2 separate regions of the Homo sapiens genome follow, and region 1 is linked to region 2. Evidence: chromatin contacts called from ENCODE Hi-C or POLR2A ChIA-PET data. All regions are on one chromosome and are shown on one strand. The core of a region is the stretch at or near the end of the contact, and the rest is flanking DNA. Distances in the headings are between cores, read along the strand shown. Region 1 holds the start of PCAT29 (prostate cancer associated transcript 29). Region 2 has its middle 37 kb from the start of DRAIC.

Region 1 (3,988 bases), core at 1,286-3,785, 67 kb before region 2:
GCAGCAGAACAGGAAGCTGCGCCTCCCTCCTCAGTCTCCCCTGCCCCCCGCCGCACCCCCTCCGTGGGACGCTCCTGTAAAGACAGAGGAACCTGTGTGCTCATGGAGTCAAGCGGACCTAATGCCCGCTCCTCCGCTGAGCAAACACACCGAGGTTAGAGAGGGAGCGTGCTCTCTGGCTAAGTCAACACTCCAGGGAAGTTGGAGCAATTGAAAAAGGTTACTTGGGGAGGCTGTCCTTTGGGGTGGGGCCAGTGAAAAATGATGGTGAGGCAGTTCCAGGCTATCAGCCAAACCCTGCGGTTGGGCTCTGCAGGGAAAGGCTTGCAGGGACTGGAGCTCAGGGGCTCCAGGTGCCCAAGCAGACAGATGGTGACTCCATCCATCAGTCAAATACCCAGTAGGTGGGGGTCTAGTAGGGGCCAGTCGCTTACTGATTGGGACCAGAAGCTTAGAGTAGGAGGACCCTGTGGATAAGCTAATGCAGCCACCACGTGTTCATGAGGAAGACCGAGAAAACTAGCCTCTGCCTTGGAGCTTGTCTCACCAGCGCTGGCTGTGAGTTCACAACTGAGCACAACCCGCTCTGCAGGAAAGCACTCTCCCCGCCCACTGGGCTGAGGTCCCTTTAACAGATGCCAACATTGACTCTGCCACCATGAGAGTGGGCCCTAAAGCGTAGCCCAGGAGAGGGACTGCAGTGACCTCCATTCACATCCGGTGTGAGGATGGGTGGCAGGGTCTGAGTGTCTTCTCGGAGGGACAGAAGGAACGGGGAGAGAAACGAGTGGCCAGGCCTACACAAGCCCCTTGGGCAAGCAATAGAAGAGGAAGTCGCATCTCTTGCATCCCAGAGCTCACAGTCCAGAGGGAGAACCTGGAGGCACAGAAATGAAACCGTGCAACCAGCGTGGAATCAAGGCTCCCGTGTGAGTCTAAGGGGAGTCATGAGCACAGTCGTGTGCAACCTGCCCAACCACACCCCGCAGTTCTGCAGTGAGACCAGACAAGCCATGGAATATTCTGAGACGAGAAATCCACATGGAGTAATTGGGGTGGCTTTTCCTTGCCCACAAGTACAGCAAATGTAGGCTTAGCAGTACATTTGGATCTGGGCCCATGCCGTGTCTCCAGGTCAATATGAAACAAGTTGCCAGGATCATCAAGGGGGCATTCTAAAAATTAGCTCTAGCCAGCCCTAGTGGCCTGGGAGTACCAAAATGGTCATTTGCTAAAATTGGCCATTAACATTTTCTACTAACTGCTCTCTCCAAAGACTTGGAAAACGAGGGGGAAACTCCTTGGAAATCAAGTGTTATGTAGACCCTTATGGCAGCCTGGACTCCAACCTTCAGAAGCTATTCATTTTTAAAAATACATGGTGGGCATTTTCTACATGTGGTTGAGTATTTTATCCAACAGCCAAGTCATTCCAGTTTTCCCCACAGCAGACATGTTAGCCAATGTGCTGCCTGCTCAGTCAGTGCCTCCTTTTCTGACCACCCACAGGAACTGTCCCTGCCACCATGTTTATCCACATTCACGTACCTCTCCCTGGCTGCAGCTGTTGGAACAGCAATGGACTCCTGACTGAGGGGAGGCACCCCATTGGCTAGCCATTGACCAATCAGATTCTGTCTCCTGGGTCTCTGGACTTAGATTCTTGGTATTGGGCCCATAACCTGAGAGATCATGTCCAAGTTTAAGTGAACAAGTTAAAACCTAGAAAAGGCAGAACAGCCGGGTGTGGTGGCTCATGCCTGCAGTCCCAGCACTTTGGGAGGCCCAAACGGGTGGATCACCTGAGGTCGGGAGTTCGAGACCAGCCTTACCAGCATGGAGAAACTCCGTCTCTACCAAAAATACAAAATTAGCCGGGCATGGTAGTGCATGCCTGTAATCCCAGCTACTCCGGAGGCTGAGGCAGGAGAATCGCTTGGAACCCACGAGACAGAGGTTGCGCTGAGCCAAGATTGTGCCATTGCACTCCAGCCTGGGCAACAAGAGCAAAACTCTGTCAAAAAAAAAAAAAAAAAAAAAAAAAAAGAAAGAAAGAGAGAGAGAAGGAAGGAAAGAAAGAAGGAGAAAAAGAAAAGGCAAAACAGAGAAAGCCAGTCTGCAGAGAAAAGAATGAAACAAAGCTACTGAGATAAGCTGAGATGAAAAAAAAAAAAAAAAAAACACCCAGAGAAACACAGGCAAGAAGCTAGGAAAGTCTCTGAGCCTCTCACGGGTCTGGTTGTCATCCCTGCCCTTGAAGTCGGTGAGATTCCTCATAGCCTTCCAACGAAATCATTGTTATTACTGAGAGTTAAATTTATAATACTTCTATTTCTTGCAACCAAACAATTATTGACCAAGACCCCTATTAAGACATCACCTATGTGCTGCACTGTACTTGTTCAATACTGAGGATCTCACCTCTTCTTCTTCTTCTTGCCCACCTTTAGGTCTAACTGGACCTCCTTTCTCTCCTGGTATTCCTCTGTCTTCATTTCTTTAGTGCTTCCTTTCAGGGTCTCAGGTAATAATAACCAGCAGTGTGCCCCAGTGATTAGCAGATGAGTGAGCTGTGTAACCTAGACACCATGTTCCACTTAATGGTTTGTTTGCTCAGCCTACTTCAAAGGAGGCTGTTAGCCTATAAGTCAATAATTAGTCATTCAACAAATACCCATCAAGCTATGGCCCAACCCCAGCAAAGATATGTTGAAAAAAAAAAAAAACTTTTGAAGAGCAAATATAAGCCTTTATATATGGTTGACTTAGCCGTTTCTATTTTCCTTTCACAACAGAGAGGCAATGTTGATGTGCTACCAGTCCTAATGCAGCTAGAAGTTATCTGTTACACCAATGACCCCATCAAAAAGAGAACTGTTAACACAGGCCCAGTTTTTACTTTGCTTGTAGTGGTGGGGTATTAGCTAATTGTTGCCCATTAAGAGAAACAAATAATCCCCAGTGAGTCCCAAAAAGAAGTGGAAGTGGAGCTGAATCACCTGTAAGATCAGGGCTTCTCTTAGCTGCTCACAGCTGCCTGACCCAGTCACAGAAGAAGATGTAGAGGGGATTCATTCCATCTTACTTTTATTGGGTTTTCTTTTACTATGTGAAATGAATCTCAAGAAAACATCTCTCATCCCCCCAAACTCTATCATTGTTCTACTCCTCAATTTTAGTATTACTACTGTAATGATAAGATTATAGCTACTACATAATAAGATTAAACATTTAAAACCATCTAACAAATCACCCATAAGCTTACCCCCATCATTCAATCAACAGTCTTCTCTCTTGTCTCTTTTTTTTTTTCTTTTGGCACATTACCTCCCAAAGGTAGAATTTTCACAGACATGACCCTAGCATGCATGTCAGGTTGCAATTTGCTGTTTGATCCTGCCTGCCATTTTTTCATGTGTAAGCAATATTTTCTAGGCTCATGTTTCCCACTTATGACCTTCAACCCCTTCTAAAGCTCTACCCAATTATGACTCAAGGAATTCCCATTTTTCCCTCCTCTATTCTCCAGCTCTCCTTTGGAGTGCCACTTGCAGAGCTGCCTGGGAGGTGCCTCACTGCTGTCCTACAGGGCCCACTGACAAACCAGGCAGTCGCGTTTCCCCAGGCATGGCCACCCCTGCAGCCACCCCTGTGGCACGCTGCCACTTCTGTGTGAGTGTTCCGCCCATGCCCATCACCCATCACACACTCCGCTGGGTACCACACACTGCCTCCCCAGGTACTGATGTTTCCTCAGAGTGCTCTTGGCCTTTGCAGGGACCACAGCTCTCATTTACCTCCTTGAACACCCAGCACCTAACACAGAACATAATACATAGCAGATGCTAAAAAATATTGGATGAAAAAATGAGTGAATAAATAAACTAATGCTTTGTGGATGGACAAAGGAGCCATAAGGTCCCCTGGCCTCCTCTTTCTGCACATGCTTCTCCTTCTCCCACAGCGCTCTGCCACCCTTGCCAACGTA
Region 2 (4,018 bases), core at 899-3,398:
TCCTTTGGAATTCACCTAGGTGGGGGGCATTGGGGAGGGCGGGACAGTCTGAGCAGCTTTCAGTTACTTTGGGGCCATGCTGATAGGATGCCGTTTGTGAACCACCTGCTGCAGAAACCCGCTGTCTTGGCTGCTGAGAAACATGAACCCCTTGAGATTGAGCCTTTCATCGAGAAGCTATTAACATACCATCACTTCAACTGTCACACAGACAATCGCCTACCCAGGGTCACAAGAGCCCCCAGGCCCATCACAGTGCCCGACTTTCTGCAATTAGGCCCTCCCTGGGAGGAAGCATTGTGTCTCCAGAAGGCCTCTATTAAATCTCAACATGCAAATGTACGTGCAGCATTTAAGCCCCTTAGCAGGGCCCTCTCTCCCTCCTCTCCATCCCAATGTGACTGTGGGTGGAGACCATGTGACCTCTGCTAGCCATGAAATGTGATTGGAAGGATCACGTATCTCCCCAAGGCTGAGGCAGTAAAAAGCTGTTTACAAATAATGGAACCCCAGACTAACAATGAATTAAGGGTTCTTATCAGCTCATGTAACAAAAAGTCCCAAAATAGGCAACCCAGGGTTGGCTGGGCAGCTCACTAGCTCACATCACCAGGAATCCAGATTCCATGTCTCCGCCAGTTTCACCACAGTGGCTTCTGCCCTCAGTCTTGCCCCTCCTGGTTCCAAGACAGCTGCATGACAGCATATTAATCATCTACTGCTGAGTAACAAACGACCCCAAAACTCAGTGGCTTAAAAAGGCAATAAACAGTTATGATCTCACACGGCTGCTGCAGATGAGGAATTCTGGCACCACGTGGCTGTTGGTTCTGGCTTGAGGTCCCTCATGAGGCGGCAGTCAAGATGCTAGCAGGGCTGCAGCCATCTGAGGGCTGGACTGGGACAGGAGGATGCACTTCCAAAAAGGCTCGCTCACTCACACAGCTGGCGGGCTAGGGCTGCTTGCTGGCAGGGGGCCTCAGCTCCTCCCTACGTGGGCCTCTCCGTAGGCTGTTTGGGTGTCCTCATGACGTGGTGGCTGGCTTCCCCCAGAGTCAGACAGCCGCGAGAGCAAAGCTGAAGCACCAATGTCTTTTATGGCCTTTCCTCGAATGTCACACACTTTCACCTCTGTTACATTCTCTTCATTGAAAGCCAGTCGCTAAGTGTGGCCCACGCTCAGCAGGAGGGGAAATGGGCTCCACCTTTGGAAGCAAGGTCAAAGAATTGGGGGACTTTTTAACTATAACAAATAGTGCCCACACTGGAAGAGAGAAACTCAAGCAAAAGTTTCCTCCCTGCTCTGCCGCCATCGGAGAGAAAGTTTTTCCCAGAAGTCATCGGCAGTCTTTCCCTTAGGTGTAATTGGCCAGAAATGAGTCACATGCTTACCTCTAGACCAATCACTGACAAGGGAAACAGACGCCCATGGCTGGCTTAGACCAATCATGAGTCTTCCTCTGAGATTGGGCACATTTCTGACTTAACAAAATTAGGTTTCGGGTAGCAAGGGAGTAGGGGGAAATGGCCGTTGGGTGGGTGGGCAGGAGTGTCAGCCATGTTGTTCTATTGAGTGGGTAACTGGGAAAAATTAGATGCTGAGGTGGTGATAATCCACAAATAGGAAACCTGGTCATTTATTAACTGCTTTCCATACTATCAGCTAGAAATGAATCCGTTCCAGGATCTGCTCTGTAAAAAGGGTCTGCTCACTGTGGTTGGCGTTTCATCCCTTCGGGCCGTCTGGTTTTAGACTCAGAGGACTCGGCTTAGAGTCCGCGTCTACTATGTGTTGCCTGTGCAGCCCCTAGAAGTACCTTCTCTGAGCTTCAGTTTCCAGCTGCATACACAGGGGATGATCATCGCTACTTCACAAGGCTCTTAGGACTACTGGAATATGCTTTGTAATTCATCTGGGGTTAAGGCCATGTGCATTCTGATCATTGCTGTTTGCCCTGGGTTTGGGGTGAGAGGCCAAATACCACCAGAGGGTTTTTTGTCCCCTCTTTCTTTCCATCTCTAATTTCCAATACACAGTGCCAAAAAAAGAGGAGAACTGAGCACAGAGGCCAAATCCCCAGCATAAAAACAGTGGTGCCATTGTAAACGCCTCCAGCGATTGCGCCCCACCCAGCTGAGGAAGCCCCATTCCCAGCCCCACTTAACAACGTGCGGCCTGATTTAATATGAGCAGCTGATCTCATTGCTTCCATAGCAAGTTTAATTTGCTGGGAAAGCGAGTTGGTGAGGTTCTAATAATGCAGAGCCGCAAATAATACCAAAGAGAGTTTGCATTATGATAACTTTCCAATTAAAATGGATTAATGGAGGAGAAACAGCAGCAGTAGTGTCTAGACAACATATTACTGAATCCTTGGAGAGGGAGATGGAAAGGAGTTGGGGGAACAAGCGGCAGCAAGATAAACAGGTGAACTTTATAAGTTGGAGGCACACTTGTGTGGGTGTGACGGGAAGTACCAGGGAGGGCTCCTTACCCCTGGTGCCCCATCAGTTACAATACCTGGACTTTGCACCATTTGAGAAAACCAGTCTTTTAGGACCCAGAGGCCTTTGGTCTTTTGGATTCCTTATTAAAATGCAAACAGCACCTTCCGTTTCCTCGGCTGACCTTACAGCTGGGATTAGCCTGCAGCTACTGGAGAGCAGACTGTGTGACTGTGCGACAGAACAGAGGCCCCGGCTGAGCCTTGGAAGACCCACATCGACCAGGTGTTGACACCTGTGGTGTTCTTGTCAGGGCTTCACTACAGGACTCAAAACAAATCCTCCATAACTATGCTAGTAACCCCCTGACCTCTGACCACTGCTGAGTGATCCAAGGGGTCCATCTAGAACCTCTATCCCAGCAACCTGAATTTTAGACCTGAGAGATACAGGGTCTGGGCTGGACTGGGGCTAGTGCTCATCCCTGAGAGCAGGTTCAGGACAGAAAGAGCCACAGACTGTTGCTGCCAATCTTGAGCTACCCCGGGCCCCACCCATGGAGGCCAAATTAGTTGATTTTCTTGCCATTCTGTGAAATCCCCCCAGGATCCATGTTCCTCTCCTTTGCTTAAACTGACTAGACATTTCTGATGCCTGCAAACAAAAGAGCTTTAATCTATCACTTCTTACTTGTGGGACCTGGTGAAAGTCATTTAACCTCACTGAGCCTCTGTTTTCTCTCCTGTAAGATGGGAGATACACACATCCCCACCTTGCAAGGTTGGTTGCCTCCTGTATTGGTAACATGATGTGTTAGGGTTAGATCACCATTTAAGTCCCTCTCAGCCCTGAAGTTCGGAGATCGTAGAAGTAATCCTTGAGGGATAGGGGAAGAGGCTGGCTGGACCACAGAGGCCAGGAGACCAAGAAGCCCAAGGACCTAATTCCACCAGCATCAGTAACTTGCAGGGCATAATAAATATCTCAACACCAGAACTGAGGCTCCTTGCAGAAATCTCCAAGGCTCCCCTATGCCTGGGAAGGCTCTGATTTCTTGCAAAGCCAGGAGTCCCATGAGCCAGTCCCTCATGAGTGAAGTACTGGCCATGTGCTGCCCCCTGCAGGCCTGCCTTTCTCATCACCTTTCTCATCAAACAGGCAAAGAAAAAGCCCATGTAATTGAATACAATCACAAAGGCAGTATTTAGCAGCATTCATCCCCCATTTTATCTCATTCTGCCATGTCCTTCCCTGTCTATAGATGAATATGAAACTACCACTGAAAGCAAATCATTCCAGGAATAAGGAAAATATGAGGCAAGAAACTCCTAGGGAAAGTTCACCACCTACACACACACACACACGAGTCAGAACTGAGTCCAAGGCCAGTCTTGAGGGGAAAAGAGAGAAGAGTTGCATTCATTGCACACCTGCTATGAGCCGTGCATTAGATCCTCCATTATCTCATTACCATCATAATCTCTCAGGACAGGTATCACCAACACCCATTTTACAGATGATGAAACTGAGGCCCCAAGTAGTGAACTCACAAAGAATTCATAAGTATATGGTC

What was found. Hi-C counts contacts between places; a loop is a spot of excess contacts on that map. ChIA-PET counts read pairs that join two places held with the same protein, here RNA polymerase II (POLR2A). Pooled maps may share reads with other maps.
Region 1: a map of PC-9 shows a loop between it and region 2 (4-fold over the local background). The contact joins the promoter of PCAT29 here to the enhancer-like site in region 2. A Hi-C loop is called at or near these places in 2 of 168 maps with a recorded cell type or tissue (Caco-2 and PC-9) and 1 of 50 pooled maps. POLR2A ChIA-PET finds 5 or more read pairs at or near these places in 3 of 52 experiments (Caco-2, OCI-LY7 and SK-N-SH).

What each region holds. Positions count from the first base shown.
Region 1 is chr15:69,590,747-69,594,734 of GRCh38, reverse strand. PCAT29 (prostate cancer associated transcript 29) reads right to left here and starts at 2,535. Exons shown (of 4, transcript NR_126438.1): 1 at 2,422-2,535.
Region 2 is chr15:69,523,126-69,527,143 of GRCh38, reverse strand. No RefSeq gene overlaps it. Among named protein-coding and RNA genes, the nearest start is that of DRAIC, 37 kb to the left of the region's middle. RefSeq lists enhancers at 1-369, 370-950, 3,478-3,647. Within about 2 kb of position 2,148, at least 4 of the 41 ENCODE cell types and tissues checked have a DNase peak (open chromatin) inside an H3K27ac peak, as active enhancers do.